Linked DNA regions of Homo sapiens: all the other regions are linked to region 2. Evidence: read pairs that join two places in POLR2A ChIA-PET (ENCODE). Cell type or tissue: OCI-LY7. All regions are shown on one strand. Region 1 overlaps LIN54 (lin-54 DREAM MuvB core complex component). Region 2 overlaps SEC31A (SEC31 homolog A, COPII component). Region 3 overlaps LIN54 (lin-54 DREAM MuvB core complex component).

Region 1 (2,500 bases), 98 kb after region 2:
GTATAACCAAGTTTTATGGAAATAAATAGGAAATGATCAGAGAAAGAGTATCTGATTAAACCTAGAAGTCAAAAACTTCCAAGATGGGTAATCTAAGAGATAAAATGGATGAGTCAGCCGCAAGGAACGGCAAAGAAAGGCATTCCATGTAAAAGGAACCTTGCCAAGACCCTTAGTCCTACAACTTAGTTTAGATCCATATGGTGATCTCTTACAATAAGTTAAATCAGTAGGTTTGGAGCTACTATTTTGAAGGTGAAAATCAAAAGGCATGCATTAGATCCTAAATGCCTTTAATGCTAAGAAAGCACTGGCATTTGAACTTAATCCTGATGGGTCCAGGTGAAGAAATGAACAAGGCCAAGAAAATTTTAAGCAAGGGTATGACAAGTTCAGATTTGCATTTTAGAAAAATCGCTTATACACAAATATAAAATCATCTTGACTGAAACATAGAAAAAGATAGTCATCTTCAATGAGAAGCCCAAAAATCATCAAAAAAAAAAAAAAAATCTCAAGGTACTTTGAAAGAGCATTAGCTAGCAGGGCGCAGTGGCTCATGCCTGTAGTCCCAGCACTTTGGGAGGCCAAGACAGGTGGATCACAAGGTCAGGAGTTCGAGACCAGCCTGGCCAACATGGTGAAACCCCGTCTCTACTAAAAATACAAAAATTAGCTGGTTGTGGTGGTGGGCGCCTGTAATCCCAGCTACTCGGGAGGCTGAGGCAGGAGAATCGCTTGAACCCAGGAGGCGGAGGTTGCAGTGAGCCAAGATAGCACCACTGCACTCCAGCCTCGGTGACAGGGCGAGACTCCGTCTTAAAAAAAAGACTAGCTGCATGGAAAAAGACTGCAGTCTTAGCTGCAATGTATACATAAAGATGATGGAATCTCCTTGTGATACAATTCAACAGAAAGGCACTTTGGTGGTTTAAAATTTAGCATATGTGAATTTTTAAAGGTTATAAAGAACTAGTTAAAAGTAGAAATTATCCCTCCAAACTGAACTTAATGCCAACAATGCTAGTAAAATTTAACAGAAGTATATCTCTATGTATTCTGGTAGGGCTATTAAGTCCATGCACAATTAAAAAATAAAGTTACAATCGGTCTGCAACACATAAACAACCCAAAGACCAAGCAATGACATTTATAAAAGTCTATGATAGTCACGGTGAACTCTTGACAATAACCAAAAATTCATTCAGACACTTCCGCGAACACCACAATTGTTTACCATACAACCCATACCTTCTCCTTCCCATTAACTAAAACTTTTCAGGGACTCTCTCAGAGTCTCTTCAGAGACTCAAAACAGTAAAGAACATCCCATTAAAACACTCCTGGTTAAGCCCCTCTACCTATACAAAAATCTCCAAGGGGACTGGTGTTTTCTTTTTCATAAATACTTCCAAGCCTTGTTTACTTATAGCCAACTGCAGCCCACTTCCTAAATCAGCTCCAAACCCAAACCCTTTCCAGTATTTTCTTTGGGGCCCCCCTGCCTCCCATGACATCTCTCAAGACATCAGCTTCCTATACTGTCACAAATCTCTACTGAGCACCAAGAGAAAGAGAATAGTCACTCACCTAACACTGCTTTCACATTAAATTTTTCCATCTCTTCTCATTAGCTAAAATGAGAAGCCTCTCTACATACAAATACAAATCAAGCCTACATACAAATCAAAGCCTCAGGAAAATGACAAGTCACTGCCACTGATTTCCAAGTTGCCTACCGCTATGTTGTAAATTTATTAAAGACAGATGGTTTTAATATACATGCTAGGAATGATCAGTTAATATTTGAGTACCCTCATCAAGAATACACAGTCTAGGGATGGGTAATTAGGATTTGAAAGTCTCTAGTCAAAAGTTTACCATCCAGAGGTGCTTTCATATAAGCCTTTAGCACAGTAGAAATTAGAAATGATCCTATAACTAGTGAAAGAGTCATTTAGTATGGCTCTGGATTAAAGACCAATCACTTGGCTGTGTGCTTTTCTCTAAAAAACTTGAGCTGCTAGCCAAACAAGGAATAGGAGGGTTGGACTTAGCCAAGCCATTAGAGAAAGAGACTGGAAAAAGACAATCAATGGCGTTTACAAGAGAGCAATAGGATGGGTCATGGACTTCATCTTGAGGAAGGAAGAATTTGAGGACAGGAAAGGAATGATTACTGAGAAAGTGGAAGAATCAATGGACCAGAAATTCAAAGTCAATTGCTGGATTGGGAGTAGAAAGGCAAGTAAACTAAAAGAATAAAGAGAACGAACACTTGAAGTCAAGATTTCTGAGGTGATATAGTGATTGGTGATGACAAATTTTAAAGTATAAAAGAGAACTGGGCCACACTAAGGAGTATTCTAGTAAAAGTAATTCAGCTAAAATTCTGTTACCACTTAAGTAATTACTATTATTGTGACAATTTTCTGTTTACAGAGAACTCCATATAGAGTATATTAAAATACTGAAACCAAAAATTCAAACAGAAACCATG
Region 2 (2,500 bases):
CAGGCTGGTCTCGAACTCCTGACCTCATGATCTGTCTGCCTCGGCCTCTCAAAGTGCTGGGATTACACAGGTGTGAGCCACATGCCCAGCCATTACATTTAATTTCTAATTATTTCATAGAGTATTAATCTCTGTCATAAACATAAAATTTCTCAATTAATAAAACAGTGAATTAACCTGGACATCACAGCACCAGCCTAATGCTGACCTAGCATGAACTTTTAAAAGGCAAGGTTTCCAACCTATAGGGATCTTAATGTTTATAAAATGTCTAATCAAATGGCGTGACATCTTCAGACTTAAACCTATTAGCCAGCTGGGCACAGTGGCTCACGTCTGTAATCCCAGCACTTTGGGAGGCCGAGGCGGGCGGATCACAAGGTCAAGAGATCGAGACCATTCTGGCCAACATGGTGAAACCCCATCTCTACTAAAAGTACAAAAATTAGCTGGGCGTGGTGGCAGGCGCCTGTAATCCCAGCTACTCGGGAGGCTGAGGCAGGAGAATCACTTGAACCCAGGAGGCAGAGGTTGCAGTGAGCCAAGATCATGCCACTGCACTCCAGCCTGGTGACAGAGCGAGACTCCGTCTCAAAAAAACAAAAACAAAAACAAAAACAAAAACCTATCAGCCGGATCCTTTTCATGGAGGTAGTATTTTTAACCCTGATCTCAACTCTGAACCCACCATTCTTTAAACAAACACTCGTCAACCTGTATAGCCACAGTTTTTTAACTTTCAATTCCAAAACTGAGGCATAGTAGATTCATATACTGATTTCAAATGAGCAGCACATAGTCTAAGAATTATGAAATGTTAAAGTCTTAACCTGGAAAATGTTCACATCCAAGGCTCTCACTGGGCCAGTATGCTTGTCATTCTGGGCAATCACAACTTCCTTGTCTCCAGCTATAATTTTAGAAGGATCATAGAGAATAATATTTCCATTTTCACCACCTGCAATCAGAACTCCAGAGACATCTCCTTTGGAATCCATTTTATAAGGCCCCCAAATCAACTTGTGGTACCTACAGGAGAAAATGAATAAAATCATTCATTCTTAAAGTCAAATAAATGTAGACAAAAAATTGAAATTATACACTTAATTTTTAATGTTTTCATAAACAATCCAAATATATTACTTTCCCACCACTCCTGGTAACTATGTATGACTTTGGTGTAATAGTATTTCATTTTTTATTTATACTCATATTTGCATATGTGATTTTGTAATCCTTAAAGAGTAAAAACTCTTGTAAGGTAGTGTAACAAAATATACTTGAGTTGTGTGTCAAAAAATATGAGCTTAAGAATGATTTTACCATTTAGAAACTGTGAGACCCTAAGTTACTTAATCTTCTTAAATTGCCTCTGGTTCATTGTAAAATAGAGCTAATCAATCACTTCCCTCGAAAGGTAAAAACACTCTTTATTTGACTATAGAAGGGTCTCATGCTTTGACCTTTGTCTGAAAAAAAAAAAAAGGGGGGGTCACTAACAAGTGGTCTGTTAAATAGTAAAGGTGTTAAAGGAGTCATGTGAAATTTTCTAAGAAAAAGAATGTATTCTAATGGTAGAAAAATGACATCAAGATTATAACAAGTACCCCTACTATTAGAGAATAAAATATATGGTCCAGAATGGAGATGAAATATGAAGGCAGAAAGGTATACGATGATACAGATGGTAGTAAGCAGAAAAACTACTAGACAAAAGGTATCTGGGGTTCCCATCCCACTGTGACAGCTCTGAAGAATATGAGCGGTCCCATGAAACTGCATGATTTGAGCTATATTCTGTCAGCTAAAGAGCAATCTCTTTAAACCCTGCTAATATATTGAGGCAATAAAGCTTATTTTATTACTGAAATGAAGACCTCCTTTCTCTGCATTACAATAGGGCATAAGTACTTGAAAGTATGATCCAAATACCTAGTTACCTAGTGTATTAGAAATCGTGTCAACAAAACTGTGAGATATATTTCTAAATATCGTAACAGAAGAAAATAAAAATAAGCTACCATTCAGAGATAATCACTATTAATACTTACGATGACTACTCCTTTTCTAGTCACATCTACCTTTTTGTAAACAGGCACAATAAAGGAGATAGAAAAAAGAACTCTATACAAAATTAGCCAGGCATGGTGGCACATGCCTGTAATCCCAGCTACTCGGGAGGCTGAGGCAGGAGAATTGCTAGAACCTAGGAGGCAGAGGTTGTGGTGAGCCGAGATTGCGCCATTGCACTCCAGCCTGGGCAACAAGAGTGAAACTCCATCTCAAAAAAAAAACAAAAACAAAAAAAACCACACACACACCAAAAAAACAGAAAAAAATGCTAGAAACTACAGCCTCTCCTTCCTACCTTACATGTAACAGCAATAAAAAAGCCAACAGAACATACTGGCCAAGCGTGATTCCTCATGCCTATAATCTCAGCACTTTGGGAGGCTAAGGTGGGTGGATTGCTTGAGGTCAAGAGTTCAAAACCAGCCTG
Region 3 (2,500 bases), 90 kb after region 2:
TAGTTAAGTGTAAAATCTTGCCAAGAGTCAAGAAAGGAAGATCCAATATGGCAGGGCTAAAGTCAAGGATGGGAAAAAAATAAAGCCAGTTCCTATTCGTATGTCATCAGGTATAAACCATATACCAGTCAAATTAGTCCATAGGGCTACCATCTACCCCGTTATCTAAGTCAGAAATACAGGAGTCATCCTAGATTCTCCCCCTAAGATACTGAACCTCTTTCAACACATCTCTCTTCCTCTTTAGCCCCTGAGCTACTAGTGTAGTTCAAACATGAAGTACTGCAATAATCTCTTAGTGATTCTCTACCCTGGCCTACACTTTTAAAAGATTAAATTTAACACACAGGCCGCAGCCTAGAGATTCTGATTTAAATGGGGTCAGGTAGGGGCCTGCCATTAGTTTTCTCAAGAGGTCCCCAGTACTAACTGCAGCCAAGGTTGAGAATCACTAACCTAACTGGTCTCTCCCACAATACAGGCTCACCTTCCCCCAAACTATCTCTCATAATGCCACAAGATTCGTATTTTTAAAAATGCAAATTTCATATTATTTATAGCAGTGGTTCCCAATCTAGGCTACCCACTAGAATCACTTAAAGAGCTTTGTAAAATCCTGATACCAGGTCAAGTCTGGAGAGATGAAAACAGAATCTCTGGGGATGAGAACTAGGCGTCGGTATTTATTAAAACTCTCCAGGTGATCCCAATAAGCAGATAAGGGCGAGAATCACTGTCCTAGAAGCAATGAGAAGCCACAGAAGTCCAAACTCCCCTGAAGATAAAGAAACCGTCCATCTAACCTTAGCACCCTCGGCTCTCACACTGCAAAAATCAGTGAGGCTTCCTGAAAGACCACACTTTTACACCTTTATGTAAAGTATCACCTCAATCCAGAAATCCCCTTCTGCTCATCTGGAGCTAAGTCCAACCCACGTTTAAGGTTAAGACCTTTCAAGAATAAGCTCCTTTGTATAAACCTTCCCTGCCAAACACACAGCAGTCATTAATCCATCTATGACCATTGTAATTCTGTAGGACAATTTTTAATGTTTCAGTCTAACTACCTTATTGAATTCCTTGAAATGAAATACCTTATCTTATTCATGTTTTATCCTCAGTGCCTATCACTATGCATGGCACAGTTACCCTCAAATTTCTGCCAAATTCATTCAATTTAGGGAAAAAGTTATGCAGGTAGAATTTGACCTTAATAAACTGTATGAGATAACATATTTGTACATTATAGTCAAGGCTCATTAAAGAAACCAACACCTGGACTTTAAAAAATGTAAGGCAAATGTTTAACGTTTGTTCTATTTATGAACAGTAACAAATCAAAGAAAGCAGGTGCAAAGGGCAGTATTGTTTCCAGAGTCACAAGCGTGAAACCTAACAAAATAATAATGCTTGGCTTTCTATCTGAATAATATGTCCTTTAAAACATATCTTTTTCAAAATGTTATGCTGGTATAATAACAACTGTATGTTTTAGGAAAGTGAGTTAGATGACTTACTTTGCCTCACAATAAAATAAGAAAGCATTTGAATGCTTCCAATAAAATGTATTCAAGCTTAAACAACACTGATAATATGGCTACCAGCATCTGATGGCAATTTCTACTACTCTGGGTCCTGTTACCAAGCAAAAGTTCAGATCTCCATTTTTTAAAGTTACATTTAATATTTTATATCATAAGTCTATATGTACCTTCCACAAATACAATAATTTTGCTAAAATATTAACTAAAGAAGAACTAAACACCTACATTATTGAATTTATTCAAGATTTTGTTGTACCCACATTCATATGGGCTATGGAAATCATATTCACATGCAAAATGATTACTATGTTACTATGTGTTTAAAGTAAGCTTTTTAATCTGTCAGACATCCTTGATTACTAAATTAATCCAGTATTCATTGAATGTCTATTACTTGCTTGGGAATGTACTAAAATTGAAGTATCTGAAGTGACTAGTAAGAAAATAAAGGCATCAACCACAATATTTGGTATTTGTGGCTAATTTATTTTTTTACCTTATTTGGCGATTTCAAAGGTGAGATGGCTATTTTATTTGGTGTCTGTGTTGTAGAATTTAAAGTTGATCCAATAACACCACTTTCAGATATTGTTATGGTCTTTGATGGAGTTCCGGGAGTAGACTGTGAAAGAACCCTACCTGCAAATGAGAGGCAGCACATCAGTTTGACTTTTTTCAATAATAGTATAAAAATTTATGTGATGATGCTCTACACTCACAAGGACTGCAGAATGTATGTTTGTTATTTCATGTCAACACTTAATGAGGCACTAATGAACTATGGTAAACCTAGGCAGAACTAAACAAAACACTACTTCTTAGTAATACTTAATATCAGCTTACATTAAACTCTACAAAAACAGTTTAGTTCATGTGTTCATCAATACTGTTGTTATATCCATCAGAGAGAAAGCTCAGGGCAACTAAGTAATGTGCCCTGTGTAACACAGCTCCTG

The links. Peaks named below come from ENCODE experiments on the same cell type or tissue, not always from the same donor. Only the 100,000 strongest peaks of a DNase experiment are listed, where the experiment ranks them.
Region 1: POLR2A ChIA-PET joins it to region 2 with 6 read pairs; 6 of 35 experiments call an interaction of 5 or more read pairs at or near these places.
Region 3: POLR2A ChIA-PET joins it to region 2 with 6 read pairs; 6 of 35 experiments call an interaction of 5 or more read pairs at or near these places.

The regions. Positions count from the first base shown.
Region 1 is chr4:82,975,887-82,978,386 of GRCh38, forward strand. The region is part of intron 3 of LIN54 (lin-54 DREAM MuvB core complex component); the gene reads right to left. Among named protein-coding and RNA genes, the nearest start is that of LIN54, 34 kb to the right of the region's middle. In OCI-LY7, no CTCF peak of the experiment used is centred here; no DNase peak of the experiment used is centred here; H3K27ac peaks cover 459 bases.
Region 2 is chr4:82,877,900-82,880,399 of GRCh38, forward strand. It overlaps SEC31A (SEC31 homolog A, COPII component), which reads right to left. Exons shown (of 27, transcript NM_001077207.4): 4 at 831-1,029. Among named protein-coding and RNA genes, the nearest start is that of SEC31A, 12 kb to the right of the region's middle. In OCI-LY7, no CTCF peak of the experiment used is centred here; no DNase peak of the experiment used is centred here.
Region 3 is chr4:82,968,287-82,970,786 of GRCh38, forward strand. LIN54 (lin-54 DREAM MuvB core complex component) reads right to left here. Exons shown (of 13, transcript NM_194282.4): 4 at 2,041-2,183. Among named protein-coding and RNA genes, the nearest start is that of LIN54, 41 kb to the right of the region's middle. In OCI-LY7, no CTCF peak of the experiment used is centred here; DNase peaks (open chromatin) are centred at 535, 845 and 1,335; H3K4me3 peaks cover 1,947 bases; H3K27ac peaks cover 2,500 bases.